Regions from separate parts of the Homo sapiens genome. Here region 1 is linked to region 2. The links are chromatin loops, found by intact Hi-C in ENCODE. Cell type or tissue: chondrocyte. All regions are shown on one strand.

Region 1 (8,000 bases), 610 kb after region 2:
TAGGAGGGGAGATACAAACCAGAGTAAAGGAAAAATATGGGAAAAGTTGCCTCATTTCCACCTAGTGATGGTGGAACCCTTGGAACCCTCTTCACATCCCATAACGACTGACAGAATGGACACTGAAAAACAGGCCCACCCCTCAGGCAGAACCACTGGAAGAAATACCCTAACCCCTATACGTGAAGGATTAGCACTACTATTTTCAGAATATTATTAAAATTTAATTTTGAAACTTCTCTTTAGTGATATTCCCAGAAACCTATAACAGATACCACCAGTGTAAACTCCTCTCAAATACATTTATTTTGGGTAGGCCTCAAACTGGTAGGATGGTCCAAACCCTCACCCTTCTAGAGAAAGCACTCAGGAATGCTTAAATTTGCCTAGGCCAAAGGTCGCAAATTAATAGCCTATAATAGACCAGATTTTATCTCAAAACGTTTTTTTATTGGTGCATTGCAATGACTTCAGCTATCAACAACCTAAGCTAGGAGGTCCCCAGGCCATCCTTACATCTGACAAGCTGCCTACAAATTTAGGGGTTCCCACTACCCCTTCAAGTTTCATAATTCAGTAGAATGACTTAGAGAACTCAGGAAAGTGTTATTTCGGTTTTATTACAGTTTTATCATAGCAAAAGGATGTTTATTATAGTTATTATTATGGTTTTATTATAGCAAAAGGATTCAAATCAAAACCAGCCAAAGGGAGAGACACATAGAGTGAGGTCTGGGAGGGTCCCAGAAAGAAGGTTCCATTGTCCCTCTCCTCATGTCCTCAGGGACACATTTTCCTCCTAGCACACTGAGTACTGCCAACCACGGACGTTCATCCAAGCTTCAGTGTGTCCAGAGTTTTTATTGGGGCTTCATTACAGGCATGATTGGATGAATCACTAGTCATAAGGCTCAGACATGTGGCTCCAAGTCTCTCAAGAGGTCGGGCTAGTATCATGGGGCCCAAAGCCCCAACACTCTAATCACATGGCTGACCAACCCCCAGTCATGAGTCATCTCGTTAGTGTAAACTATTGGGTCTAGTCCAAGAGGCCTACCAAGAAAAGACACTCCCACCATTCTTGGTGAATTCCAAGGGTTTAGAGGCTACTTCCCAGGGTTCAGGAACAAAAGCCATCCAAATTCTTTACCATGCACTTATATAATATTTAAATTTTATTTCAATTTAGCTACCAACATTCTATAATCAGTGGTGTTGACATAAAAATCTGAATTTTTGTCTTCTCTTGCAATACTGACAATTTTAGGCTCAATTTCTGTAAGATTGCTGCCTCCTTAAAAAGGGAAGCTCATTCTCCCTACCATCTCTATAGTCTCCATTTTCTTATTCCCAGTGTGATTCACTTCTTTGTTTCCTTTCTGTCCACTGCAGACATTTAAATTTGCATATCCTGGGCTAATTCTTGGGTATTTTCGCTGTTTTTACTTCCATCACATATTATTACCTTAAAAGAATGAACATGAAGGAATGACAGTTACCTTTTGTCACTTCATTCTCATCTTATTTAAAACCACTCCTCCCTTACACTTTGTATGACGGTGGGTGCATGTGTACACACGCTTGTGCCTGTGCCATCTATTTGTCTCTTAAGTCTCGAGCCAGGCTAACATGGAATTTTTGACTGCAGAACCAGGACAAGCTGAATTAAAACTCAATGTCATCCTCAGAGTCAAAACCCATAACCAACTCCAGACCTTACAAAGGAAGCCCCTCATTCTGAAGGACAAAAGAAAAAGCATGTTTCTCAGTATTTTTAAAGCTAATGCTTCCTTCATACGCATAAAATTCTCACATCCTTCATGTGAAATACAACCTAAGTAACAAAATAAAGAGAACAAGTATCGTCATTTGCAAACTTCATATACCCTTTCTCTCACTATACCCCTTTGAGAATCACTGGTTTAAATAATATAAAAGGCATGAAACAAGCCCTAAGTACCTCAGGAACCATGTGGACATCTGTAGTCTCTCTCAGATACAGCTGTCACATAGACCTTGAAGTACAGTCAACCCTCAATATTCATAGATTCTGTATTTGTGGATTCACCTAGTCACCGAAATTGTTTATAATCTCAAAAGCAATACCTGCAGTGCTTTCATAGTCATTCATGGGCATGTGCAGAGCCCTGAAAAGTTTGATTTCCCCAACACATAGGTTCTCTTTTGCCTTTGTAGTCCAAAAAGGACACTATAAACAAGTGTCCTATTTCTGGTCTATTTAATGGCAAGTTTTTCACATTTGTATGCTTTTAGTTGGTGACTGTGCTGTTTAAAATGACCCCCAATCATAGTGCTTAAGTGCTGTCTAGCGTTCCTAAGCACAAGAAAGCTGTGATGTGTCTTACAGAAAAAAAATACTTGTGTTAGCCTTCATTCAGGCTTAAGTGATAGTGTTGTTGAATATGAGTTCAGTGCTAATGAATCAACAACATACTTTAGGATGTCTTTAACAGAAACACACACAAGATTATGTATCGATTCTTTGACAAAAATGTTGTGACCGAATGTTCCCAGGAACCTAATCCCGTAATTCCTCTGGGAGCAATGGTTCAGTATTCACTAATCCAGTGTTCACAGAGGCTTCACAGAATGTAACTACTGCAAATAACTAGAATCAACTGTACTTGTAAAAAAGTGAAACACACACAGCACAAAATCACATCGAAGAGTATTAGGGCGGGAGTGGATGTGGGGTGGAAACCAAGGTTACAACCATTAAGGAGGTTATTTTATTTTAAACCAGAAAGTGACGATGGAGTTAATGCTAACCATCTGCCCCAGGTTAACCAACAAAGACTTAGGGTGCAATACAGTGAACAGAACACTGGACTAGAACTTGGGAAGCCTAGCTTCTGGTCACAACTCTGCAAAAAAATTAACTTAGGCAAGTAAATAACTTAGGCAAGTAACTAAAACCCCTCTCCGCAGCAGTTTCTTCATCTGCTAGAGTCACTCAAATCGGTGGCAGTAAGAAGTCACTTTTGCAATAATTATTATGTACAGAAAGTTTTCACATAAATTATCTCACTGGATGACCTGTATGGTCATCCAGGATGACTGGCCGTCTTTACTCTAGAATTATATAACTTAATCATTTTACCAAAAAGAAACAATATATTTAATGTTTATAATACTAAGAATTGTCCTTTGGACTGTTTGTAATAGACATGTCAGAGGGACGACTTCAAATATGAGCTAGAAAACAACTATGGACTTATTTTTAAATTGAATGTATTAAATCACTGTTTTCTTTTTAAAAATGAAAGAAAAACATTCCCAGTCTGTGGCCATTCTTGCTTCACGGCCCTGCACCACCACAAATGTTGTAAATGTGGAGAAGCAAAAGTACCACTAGATGGAGTAAGAACAAAAGACATGCACTTGTCTGTAGTTCAAGGAGTCCCCGCCCTTGCAAAAGGGATCTTAGTCCCCGCACGGTGGCTCACGCCTGTAATCCCAGCACTTTGGGAGGCAGAAGCGGGCGGATCACCTGAGGTCAGGAGTTCGAGGCCAGCCTGCCCAACTTTACTGAAAATACAAAAAAATCAGCCGGGTATGGTGGTGTGTGCCTGTAAACCCAGCTACTTGGGAGGCTGAGAGAAAATCGCTAGAAACCGAGGAGGCAGAGGTTGCAGTGAGCCAAGATGGGGACACTGCACTCCAGCTCTGGGTGACAGAGTGGGACTCCGTCTCAAAAGAAAGAGAAGAAAAAGCGATCTTAGATCACCTTGAGTAAACTGAGGCTTACTGAAGCTGAGCTACTTCCTCAAGACTCTAGACAAGTTCTTGGCAAAATCATTCCTTACTTTTCCACAAAACCATGCTGATAGGAAAAATATTTTTCCTTATTTAGAGAACATTACCAGCAACAGTGGACTCTAGAGGTTTTTTTACATTTCTTAATTCTAATAGTGCTAAGAAATGTATCTGCTAGACAATTCCAGGGGACCTACTTAGGTAATAGGTTAAAAAGCTACAAATATACATGTTCATAAATTTACTGACATGGTCTTGACTTCTGACTTTCAATCATCAGGATTCAGGCTATCACCCTAAAGGTGGGCCTTTATATACACACCCCTGGCTGCTCTCTCTCTTGGCAACTACCCCCAGATGATCCTAAGGAATTGAAGGTATGGATTTGGGACGGAATTACCTTGTCGTGATAAGTGGGCAGAATGGCCTGTTTGTTTCTTTCAACCTAGTGGGCCATTAGCTTATTTTCTTAAAGGAAATCAGAGCCAATTCTTGTGGGAGACTGCCGGCTGGGAGGGTTGGGGGTGGGGGGTGTGGAATAAATTTCTTTTCCGTCTTTCATTATGCCTAGTGTTCCGTTATTGGAACGCTAAGCTTGTGGGGGTTATATCCTACTGCTCAAGGTCATCGCCAAGGTCTAATTTTTCAAAAAAGAAACTTCTAACCTCTGGCATAAACCGATGACCATTAAAGGAACACAATTTCCAATGTTCATTTAGATCTTCTAATTAAATATTCATTAAATGTTAAATGATCTCTCAAAAAAAAATGACTGTTCTCCCACACCCCGTTGAGGGGACTGGTCGAGATCTACCTTGGGAGAAGCAAAAACCTCAACAAAATCTGCAGAGCAGGAACTAAGTTGTAATACAACCATAAAAGGCAACAAAAAGCGGAAGACGGGAGAACCCACGCAGGAACGGCTCCAGGCAACCCCGGCTCACTGCCCATTCATTTTGGCCGACTTTGGAGGTGCCTTCACGTCTCCTGCCAATTTGCAGCACACTGGCCCAGTCAGTCAGGTTTGGGGGTTCACAAGCCCCCATTGCCGGCGAGGGGTGACGGATGCGCACGATCGGCGTTCCCCCCACCAACAGGAAAGCGAACTGCATGTGTGAGCCGAGTCCTGGGTGCACGTCCCACAGCTCAGGGAATCGCGCCGCGCGCGGGGACTCGCTCCGTTCCTCTTCCTGCGGCCTGAAAGGCCTGAACCTCGCCCTCGCCCCCGAGAGACCCGCGGCTGACAGAGCCCAACTCTTCGCGGTGGCAGTGGGTGCCTCCGGAGAAGCCCCGGGCCGACCGCGGCCTCCAGGCGGGGTTCGGGGGCTGGGCAGGCGACCCGCCGCAGGTCCCCGGGAGGGGCGAACGGGCCAGCAGCTGACATTTTTTGTTTGCTCTAGAATGAACGGTGGAAGGCGGCAGGCCGAGGCTTTTCCGCCCGCTGAAAGTCAGCGAGAAAAACAGCGCGCGGGGAGCAAAAGCACGGCGCCTACGCCCTTCTCAGTTAGGGTTAGACAAAAAATGGCCACCACCCCTCCCAGGCCCACCCTCCGCAACCCGGTGCGCTGCCGGGCGAGTCGGCTTATAAAGGGAGCGGCCGCCGACCGCACGGATTGGCCAAGCTGACTCTCGCGGCTCTCGTGAGAGTCACTCTCTCGGGCGGGCTGGTTGGGGGGAACGGGAAATTAAAGTTCCATTTCCGGCCATGAGGAAGGACGTTGCCCTTCCGCACGTCCGGGAAAGGCTTTGCGTCTTTACTTCCGACCTTCTTTAAAGGTGAAACTAACTTGAGGTATCAGAGGGCCTTTTTTCTATCCTCTGCAGACCAGACGCGGTTCACCTCGACTACCTTAAAAATGGAATTCACAGGAAGATTTTAGGGCCTAAGACACAGAACACTAATTCCTAGTTTTGATCATCACATTTTTTGGAGAACTTTGTGAAAATAGATTCCCAGGCAGCACTGACTACAGCAGAATCTTGTCTCGGCTCAGTGGGATGCGTCCGAGTTCCTACCCTGCCCCCTTCTCCTTAGAATGCCTTCTCCAGCCTCTCCTTGAGCAGAGGATGGCTTTAATCAAGTGTAACTACTACATTATTAATCTTAAGGACTGAATCTCCCTTTTATTAGGAAAGAAAGGCGTTTCAATCATTGACTTTGCTTTAAAGTAGTGCTGTGTCTTGATGAGGTAAAAAGAGGGGAGTAATCCACCATAAATTGTAACGATTTTTTTTTTTGAGACGGAGTCTTGCTCTTTCGCCCAGGCTGGATGGAGTCTAGTGGCGTGATCTCGGCTCACTGCAACCTCTGCCTCCCGGGTTCAAGCGATTCTCGTGTCTCAGCCTCCTGAGTAGCTGGGATTACAGGCGCCTGCCACCACGCCCAGCTAGTTTTTGTGTTTTTAGTAGAGACGGGGGTTTCACCATGTTGCCCAGGCTGGTCTCGAACGCCAGGGCTCAAGTGATCCACCCGCTTCGGCCTCCCAAAGTGCTGGGATTACAGGTATGAGCCACCGCACCCGGCCGCGAATTTTTATAATGGCCAGTATAGTGCAGTTTTACATATAAATGACAGGATGATCTTAAAAGTTTTACTCGTATTCAGTTAGATAAACTCCGTGGAGTTGTCGCTGTCGGTCCTCGATCTGAAAGAAAAGTAAAATATCTCCCTCTCCATCTCTCTCCCTCCTTCTCTCTCTCCCATCCCCTTTTTCTTTCATAGCATCTGCCAGGTTGTAAAGTTTTTTACGGACAGAATCTGACTCCTGTTTTTAGCACTATTGCACTTAGCACAGTACCTTACATAGAGTAGATGCTAAATGCTTTGAGTTATATGTCAACACTACCACCATTCTCTTAGCATCCCACATTATCTCAAACCCTTCTTTCCCCTTCATATCTAAGTAGGCACTAAATCTTGTCAGTTTTCATAATTTCTTTTTTTAAATTCCTATTGCTTATAATCTTGAGTACAAGACTTGGCACTTTATATGTGGACTAGTAACTTTCTAACTGATCACCAAATCTCCAGGGCCTTCCTCATTCAATTTATTCTCCAAACTATCACATTCATCATAACATAGTTTCCTTATGGCTCCTGCTTTTAAATCTTTAATTTCTCTCCTTTGCATATTGGATATTTAGCACTTTAAGCCTTTCAGTCCCTGGCCTTCACTTAACCTTGCTAGTCATAGCGCTTGTTCTGCTCTATATGAGCTCTTGACTTGAACAAAATCAGTCTAAACTTAGGCGTGGTGGTGCATACCTGTGGATTCAGTTACTTGGGAGGCTGAGGGCAGAGCCCAGGAGTTGGAGGCTGCAGTGAGCTATGATTGCACTACTGCACTCCAGCCTGGGACACAGGGCAAGACTCTGCCTCTAAAACTAAATAAATGAATAAATACATACATAAACAAAAATTTTAAAAACAAAATCAGTCTATTAAACATGCCCTGAATATGCTTTGTTCATTCTCATCTTTAGCAACTTGTTCATTTTAGTATGCTTGCCTGGATATCTGCGCTCCATCCCAATGCCACCCCTTCCATGATGGCATACCTCTGCTATGGAGTCTCGTTCCTCACCACAGCAACCTTCTTTCCCTAAACTTCAATAAGCTTAAATCTTATCACTCATTTGGCACATAGCATATTGTACCACAAATGCTCTCTTCCAAGGGAAATATAAGCTCACCAACGTCAAGTTATAGAAGAAACACTATGGGAAACATTATTTTAACTTGGTTCTACTCAATAGACATCTGTTCTTGAGCTTCACCATTATTATCCCCCAAACCCATTATAGAAATACAACAGAAATATTGGCATCCCAATAGGTGAAGTATTTTCTCTTCTCCCAGAAACATATAATATCCAAAGTTTTCTGTCACATATACTCAAAACATTTTCTTCCAACCATTTTATCTGTATTTCAGAAGCATCTTTGGTGTACTATGTTGGGTCCAACTTCTTTAAATTCTGCAGCAGTGATCCACATGTCCTGGAAGGCAGACAAGGATGCAAGAATAGAACCTCCCATCCACACTGATATTTTCCTTTCTGGAGGAGCTATAACTTGCACAGCGGTGTTGGCAGGAGCCACCTTTGCTATATCCTTAACTAACCGCTTGTCTAAACCAGGGAAAGAGGTTGATCCCCCGGCAAGGATAATATTGGAAAAGAAGGAATTCCTCAGGCCTGTATCACATTTCATTATGCTGCTGA
Region 2 (8,000 bases):
AAGTCATTAACTCACCATATACTTCAAGAAAAACCCAGTGCTCCAAGGGCTTTAGTCAAGAAGCCCTATGAATAAGCCTTTGGCCATGAGGAAATTGAAGGGCAATAAGTCGTCCCAAAATTTAAAAAAGAAAAATCGAACATAAGATAGGGATATTATTAAACACACACACACACACACACACACACACACACACACACACACACACAGAGAGAAATCAAACTCTTCTTTTTCAAGGATGCCTCTTCACACTAACAACGACAGAAGTGTACACTTAAACATCCTTTCTATTAAGAGGACAAATTCTAAAAATTTGTTATCAATAAAATTACAAACTTTAAGATGTTTCTTCAACTCTCAGTGCTGAGTAACTCAAATGGCAACTTGAGATTTCCCCCCATCCCAGATGTTGAGAAGGTACATAAATAATAGCAATGCACATTTTTAAATAGTAAAAAGTTGGAGTTTGTTGCTGGGTTTTGTTGGTTTGTTCAGTCTGTTTGGTTTCTGGTTGATCTTTTGTTGTTTGTTTCCTTGACTGGCAAAAAAAAGAAAAAAAAGAAAAAAAGAAAAAGAAAAGGCAGTTCTCCTGACACACCAAAGAAATATTTAATAAAGGACATAGAATAAAGCCAGTGAAATGCAATACTAATTCCATTTCATATTTGCAGAGAGACGTGGAAAACTTGTTAATTTCAAAGTCAAGAAGCATCCATCCCCTTAGCTTTCAAGCATACCCTTTCACAGGGGCAGGGAGTTAAGTATTACATACACTGCACATAAAAATTGTAGGTGTAATTTTATTCCGTGTTAACATTATTAGCATTGCCACTGTCAACAGCAAAATTAATTTTTAAAAAGGTTCATTTCCAAAGAATGTCTTTTTACTAATCTGTTATACGATTATTCAAAGATTTCACCATCATATTAACATTCTTCCTCTCAATATTCTTGCCCCAAGACAAAAGCTTAGCTTTCTCCAGAAACGTTTGCCCCCTGGGTGAATTATTCACTTTTGATTTGCTAGCAGAACTGCATTTGTCTCCCAAATGTCTTAATCGTGTCGGAAATCTCGAATAAAATAAAGTAACGACACATCTTCAGTCATTTCATATAACACACTCCTGTGTTTTTAAAAGCTGTCAACCTCCAAAGATAGCTTAAAAAAAAACCGTTTAGGTAGACTTTAGAGAAAGGCCCTTTCAAAAAACCAACAGCAAAAGGAAAAAAAAAAAAATCCCCACAATCTAGCCAAAGGGTCCGAATGTGACTTTCTCGCGAAGCAGCACACGATGTTGGACAGCAAAGCTGTTACTTGGCAAGGTGGAACTCGGCCGAGAGCGGCTCCAAAGTCGCGTGGCCAGTGCCAGGAATTCAGATTTTGGCAACCGCACCTTGTGCGTCCCCGAAACCGACGGACAGAGACACACGGAGGGAGGGGAAGGAGGAGAAGAGCGCAAGGAAAAGAGGCCGACAAGCCGGCAGAGAAACCCACCGAAGGCCGGACGACCCACCCCGGAGACGTGTCCAGACCGCACCGTTTCGCAGGAGGAACAAGGAAATCGCCCGGCTTAGCAACGTAGATAAGCAGCAGGGCTCCGCGAGACTGCGGGCGAGGAGGAAAGAAGGCTGGGGGCGGGGGGCGCCCGTAGAAACGGTGCCCCGGCAGGAAACTGTCCGAAGTGACAAACTTTCACATCGCCCAGACTTTTTTTCCTTTTAAAGTGAGGAGTTCTCTTACCTTTAGATTTCTATGGCCTCAACTCAGCAATAATAGGCATTCACAGAAGAATCAAAATAAACAAAATAAAATAATCAGCAGCCCCCAACGCTCCTGCACGAAAATCCTTTCAAACGATCCCGAGCAACATTTAGAGATGTTTAAAAATAATAATAATAATTTTTTAAAAGCCTCGCGTCTCGATTTCCAAATGGGTCTCTGACAACTTTGTCCGTCTCTAGGATCTGCTCTCCAGGACCACGCGTTTCGGATTTATTGTCCGCCAACAGTGTATTTTTAATACAAGAAATGAAGTCTTCTTTCGTCTGGGTGACCCGGGTTTGGTGTGTTTTGGCTTTTTCCCCCTTCCTAAATGAGCTCGGAGCTATTCCTTCTGGTTCACATCACCTCCCTCTTTTCTCACTTTCTCTTGCTCTTATCAGCCCGATGTGTAATGAAAGTTATCTGAAACCCACTAAAACTTCTACTTCTCCTTCCCAGTTCCAATGGGGGAAAACAAGCAGGAGGAGGAGAGTTTGAAAAGGTGGGGGGCCTGGGGAGGCGAGGGGAGCTCTATCCCCCTTTCAGATCCTCCGCAGCGCCTTCGCGGGTCCTGGACCCTCACGGGATCGTCCCCTTTCGCAACTCCAAGCTCAGCCGCCGGGTTTCTATTTCATGAACTGTCTCTTTAAAGAGGATCTGCTCGGCCATCCAGAAAGAACCCGGGGCGAGGGAGAAAGGGAGCTATCTCCCGCCGCCCAGAGTGATCTGATCGGAAGCCAGACGGGCTCCTCTTTTAAATTTTTAAAGTGACAGCAGCCTCCTCTGGCGGGAGAGGTCACAAAAAGGTCGCCAAGACCCAAGTCCTATAGGGACAGACTGATTATGGATGCACCATCCCCCTTAAACATGTAGATTTCTCCGGGTAAACAACCAATGGGGAGATCTCGCCAGGCAGGATTTCTTTCCCCAGGGAAATAGCCTCCGTTTCGATGTCTTGAAAGCACAAGTGTGGTGTGTGTGTGTGTGTGTGCGCGCGAGTGTGTGTGTGCATGTGTGTGTGTGAGAGAGAGAGAGATGGGGGATGGGAGGGATGGGGAAGGGTAGAGAAGTGCTTTCAGGGGTGTGAGGGTGTGTGCACCGAGGCAGGAGGGGGCGGGGGTAGGGGGGAGAGGTAGTGCTGGAGTGGGGAGGATAAAGCTTAGGGTATAGGGACGCTAGTTCAGACTAAATATAAATAGTTTAGAAATTCTCAGAAAACAGCAACCTCAAGAGTGAAAAGTTGACATGTACATTTCCAGTTTTCTGCTAAGCATTAAAAAAAATTTTTTTAATTGAAACTCATACTCTAATTTATTCCCTTCATTCTTGTAGCTAGGTCAGAGGAAGGGCGTGCAAAATTTTCAAACCATATTTTTCTTTAAAGATATTTTAAAATCTGAAAAATTATTGGCATATAACCCGCCCAAACAGCATATTATGGGTTTAGAGAGATTGATGACTGTCTGGTGAGTCTTTGCCATTTTCTTTGATACATTAATTAAAACACCTTGAACGCCAAAACGTGCAATAAGCAATTTGACGACTCAGATTATTTTTGAACGTTTAACATCATAAATGCTGCTTTTAGTAATCGGTACTATCCTATGTTTAATAACTTTCTAATATACCTTGGGTACATTTAAACCAATACATTGTAGAAAAGACATTGGAAGAAAGAATACAGGGGATACATAGCAAAACAAAAGGGTCTACAGATTTATTCATGGCCAACTTTGTAAGATTTAGTAAATCCCACTGGCTAAATGGAAGTAAACGCGTTTTTATCACAAAACTCCATTCATAAAAACAAATGGACAAAATCCAACTCCCCAGCTCAACAATGGAAAGTTAAGCAAAGTAAGCGAGTCTAGGGACACTTGCGGGGGAGAGGTGGGGCAAGAGGGGCTGGAAAGTGTGCTGACGGTTAAACTTTAGCTGCAAACGGGATAACACAAGTGCCACCCACTTTTTGTTTTCTCCAAGTGCAAATAAACGTGTAAATCCAGTAGAACTATATTTTCCCAAAATATTGATTTAAAAACAAAAATAGTAGCAAAAGGGAGGGATTGGGGGAGAGAAAATGACAAGAGGTGGTGACTAATTTGTTTCGGTGGCCTGTTATCTGTGACATTGAACTGTTATTTCAGATAATGGCCATTGTTTGAGAGAAAATCGCACAGCAGTGGTAGGTAGGACAGGAAAAATCCTTTGTAAATAACCTAAAACCCGGTCAGATATTCCCGTAGAGTTGGGCGCTTGAGAACCTTTAAGAGCTCCTGGTTCGTGGCCATTGATTTCCTGCCCTCCCTCAACTTGCCCATTGTCGGAGCTTTCTTTTTTTTTTTTTTTTTTTTAATTTAGCCATAAATTGGACCGGCTCGAGCTATGAGCTGTTCTATTTTCTTCCTGTCAGGATGAGGGATTTGTTTTATGATGCATTGTGTATTAAATACAAGTAATCTGGGGAACCGATTGCTTCAGACAGTGCGGCCTGATCAGGGGGTCTGGGAGCTCAGCGCCCCAACCCTGCGGCCCCCACCTCCTTGCCCTTTACAAAACTGCTTTCAAAACGAGGAAACGTCGGTAGGAAAACAAAAGGTCGTCTGGAATCATTGGCAGGTCCTGGCTAAATTAGGATTTCGTGGAAAGGGCCTCCGAGTTTTTTCCCCTATATTGGCTTCGGGTGGGGGGAGGCGGAGCGACTTTCAAGGTCTGGATACTTGCAGGTACGGCAGGACGCCGGTAGATGGCATTGCGCTCCGAAATAAAGCGCAGCGCCGGCGGCTCCAGCCACCCAGGTGAACCCGCCTCTGCCCGCCAGGCGCCGGCAACACAGCTCTGCCTTCCGCCTCGCCCGCCGTTCCGCGTCCTTCCGAGCTACGAGAGGAAGGCACACTGCAGTCCAGGCATGTAGACATCAGCCTGAGAGAAGGCTATTCCTACGTCTGAGCTTCTCTTCCCCAAATACAACCAAGAGTGAACGCTTACCCTCCGAGACCTTGGAAGATGTACCTAGAAGAATGGAGAATTCATTGCATCATCATTATTATTATATTAATATCATCATTATCGTCATCATCAGTCTTGTTCTCCACTGAATAAATTGTGAAAAAGACTAAAGGAAATCATCAGAAGGACCTGGGCAAAGGAAGCTAACAAAACACTAAATCTTAATCTCTCTTTCTCTCTCTCTGTGTGTGTGTGTGTGTGTGTGTGTGTGTGTGTGTGTGTGTGTCTGTCTGTCTGTCTGTCTGTCTGTCTCTCCCTCCCCTCTCCCCCACCCCATCCCACTCCCTTTCTCCTTTAGGTATATAACAATAACTTCATGTAAAGGCAGAGTCATCTCACTTTTTCTTCACACAACTTAAAGTTTAAAGATAGGGTTCTGAAATCCCACAGTAGTTAGACTGGCCTTGTTTCTCATGAAAGGGTCTTCTTGCTATTTAAATAAGAATTATTTAGAAGACCTGATCCATCTTCCCCAATAAGTGAATGAAACAGGAAAGAAGGTTAGAGGAAAAGGATTTTGCAAGGGGCTTGCTTCTTCCCCTGTTAGCTTGCTTTCCATCAGAAGGTTTCTAAAACAATAAATAAATACAAGGAGCCAAATACCATCACCAATTCCCTTTATTCCTTGGGATTTCTGGTGAAATCTGTTTACAGTAGTTCCCAGTTACAAATTAATCTGCAAAAGCCGCTGTCTGCTCAGCAGTAATCAGTAACATGCGTGTTCTGCAGTGTTTAGCACTGCCCTTGAAATGGGCTATTAAAAATAATGGTTTTACTGTAATCTCAAACCAGCTTTAATTTGCAAACATGTATCAGGACAGATGATCTAAATATTAAGGGGATGGAGTAGGAGAACAAACTAAAACAAATGTATAGCTTCGGGGAAAGAAAAAAATGGAATGATTCATCAGTGATGTTTAAAAAGAGAACCAGATTTTAAAAACATTTTTCCAGAAGGAATGATTATTTTTTCTTTCTTGATCTGTTAATTGTTGTTTACCAGGAAAAGGGCATTGGAAAAATATGAGGGTTGAGTGTGGGCTGATAGATTTTCTAGGAGTTGTAAAGATCCCCCTTTGGCTGATGGCAGGGCTGGGGTGGGAGAGGTTAATGTGTTTTCTTCCTGGTTTGAAAAGGGCATAAACCCTCCTCAGGCCCCTTCCTTCCTTCCCCAGCTGTGTGGATTGCAGAATCTTTAAAAAGCCCAAAGATTTCCAATAAGGCCACTGGCTCTGCCTTCATTGTGTAACTGTTTATTTAAAATAAGTCAATATATTAGTTAAAGCAGTAAGAAGTTAGTGCTCCAGTATTCAAGTGATTCCCACAAGACTGTAAACTGATGCCTCTTTTAAGCCTTAAACTTCATGGTCGTCCCAGAAGTAAAAGTTCTGCTAATGGAGACCCTATGGGCATGGTACATTCCAGCACATCATTAAAGGAAAGAAAAGCAGTCCAGCCAAAGCCAGATGAAATGACTGCACTGTCCACTTTTAATAGGCTTCCTGTGGACAAACAGCACTGTAACACTCTGCAGAGGACAATATTTAAAAACAAGACAACTTGCTGGCAGTTTTCAATACCGTAAAGTTAATAAAGTATGTTCCCATTCACCCTGACATTATGTTTTTAGTTTATAGAGGAAGGCACTTTATAACCTCAGTCTAAATTCCCTTAATTCTGCAGCTTTGGGTTTCTTGAGGTGGCTAAATATACACTAAACTCCAAGCCTAACATCTTTGTTTTAACTCTATTTTTTTGTAGCTTTTCAAGAACGTACATGTGCATTTTTACATTTCTCAAGTGGAGTTTTATTCATGGAGATTCTGTTAAATCCTGTTTCATACAGTTCATGTCAAGAAGCATGAAATAATCTGAGAAATTGACATTTGGCTGAACAATAAGTGCCTGCTAATTAAATTAGCTTCGTGTATAGATATTGATGTGTGTTTAAAAAGAAAATCAATGCTTCCTTTTCCATGTCAGAATAGGATTTTGTAAAATCTTACCTAACCTAACTGACACAAAGATAAGAAATAATGTAAGTATGTCTTTTAGGACTCAAGAGACTTCCCACTGATTCATATATAAATATTTCTCCCAATTTGTCTTTCTCCTACTCCTCTAAATTCTCTACCACCCACAATTTCTTTTCCCAAATCTTTTTATTTAATAGAGTAAACTTTGTAATGAAGCATGACCTTTAGGCAAGATAAACTAGATCAGAAAGCCATGAAATCTAAGGTGATATTCTGTTTAATTTTAATAATTTCTGTTTTTTAATTTAATAAGTATTTTGCAAGCTTTGTTCTCTAAGCATGAATGTGAATTCTGTGATGCTTTGATCAGACAGATCCAGTGAAACAGTCCAGCACAATACAAATTTACCAACAAAAATGCTGTGACTGTCCGTAGCCCCACACACATATCACAACTGCACTGAAGAGAGATTACTGGTGACTCTTGGTGGACTCTGCCTTTTTTTATTTTTTTTAAATTATTATTTTTTTTATCTATTGGGGTGTGCTGTTAGAAAAGAGGAAATTAAAGATAAAACAAATTTAAATAAAAAATTTCCCTTGGTCTGGAAATGGGCCCGACTGAAAGCATGTTAATCTCCACCTCAGTAATTTGGTTCTCCAGGAGAAGACAGAAGCCCTGCTGCTGTGCCCTGCACTTCATAAATCACATCTTTATGTGGACAAGGTCAGGGCACCTAACAGCTCAGACATGGGCCTTTGCAGTGGCTCGAGGATTCAGGCATGTTTACTCTCCTATTCGGCTCTCCGAGGAGTAGTCCAGCACGCTTCTAATTACTTTTGATTATTTTCATTTGCTGGGGTCAGTCTGGCTTGCCAGGACTGCTGGAGGGTTGATTTCCTACAAATCTTGATGTCTTTGTAGGACGGCACTGTGTGCGTTCAGAATTAGCACCCCGTTATTGTCCCTACAGCATGGGATCCTTCATAAATAGACATGGTGATAACAAAAGTTTCCCCAGTGAACCATTACCTACTTCCTTTCTTATTAATTAACTATACAAGCATAATCACCTAGCTGATCTTTCTCCAAAATGCCAAAGATTTTAACAGTTTAATATTTTATAGTATATTTGGCCAGAATGAGAGCAGATTTCTTTTTTGCTTCTATTTTAAAATATATTTAGTAACAACTAGCAGCTCTTTGGAAACTAAGATGAAGTACTTTGCTGAAACAACCGCTCTGGTGAATA

The links. Peaks named below come from ENCODE experiments on the same cell type or tissue, not always from the same donor. Only the 100,000 strongest peaks of a DNase experiment are listed, where the experiment ranks them.
Region 1: it touches region 2 in a loop (2.6-fold over the local background); 17 of 110 quality-filtered maps call a loop at or near these places.

Annotation. Positions count from the first base shown.
Region 1 is chr3:169,759,725-169,767,724 of GRCh38, forward strand. It overlaps ACTRT3 (actin related protein T3), which reads right to left. Exons shown (of 2, transcript NM_032487.5): 2 at 7,197-8,000. The coding sequence ends at 7,708. It also overlaps TERC. Among named protein-coding and RNA genes, the nearest start is that of ACTRT3, 5.8 kb to the right of the region's middle. RefSeq lists enhancers at 4,717-4,806, 4,965-5,504, a silencer at 5,017-5,276 and promoters at 5,268-6,134, 5,268-5,772. In chondrocyte, CTCF peaks have their summits at 3,388 (motif pointing right) and 3,590; DNase peaks (open chromatin) are centred at 4,907 and 5,358.
Region 2 is chr3:169,144,982-169,152,981 of GRCh38, forward strand. The region is part of intron 2 of MECOM (MDS1 and EVI1 complex locus); the gene reads right to left. Among named protein-coding and RNA genes, the nearest start is that of LINC01997, 150 kb to the left of the region's middle. RefSeq lists a silencer at 4,458-4,517. In chondrocyte, CTCF peaks have their summits at 1,844, 2,227 and 4,521 (motif pointing right); DNase peaks (open chromatin) are centred at 1,420 and 4,550.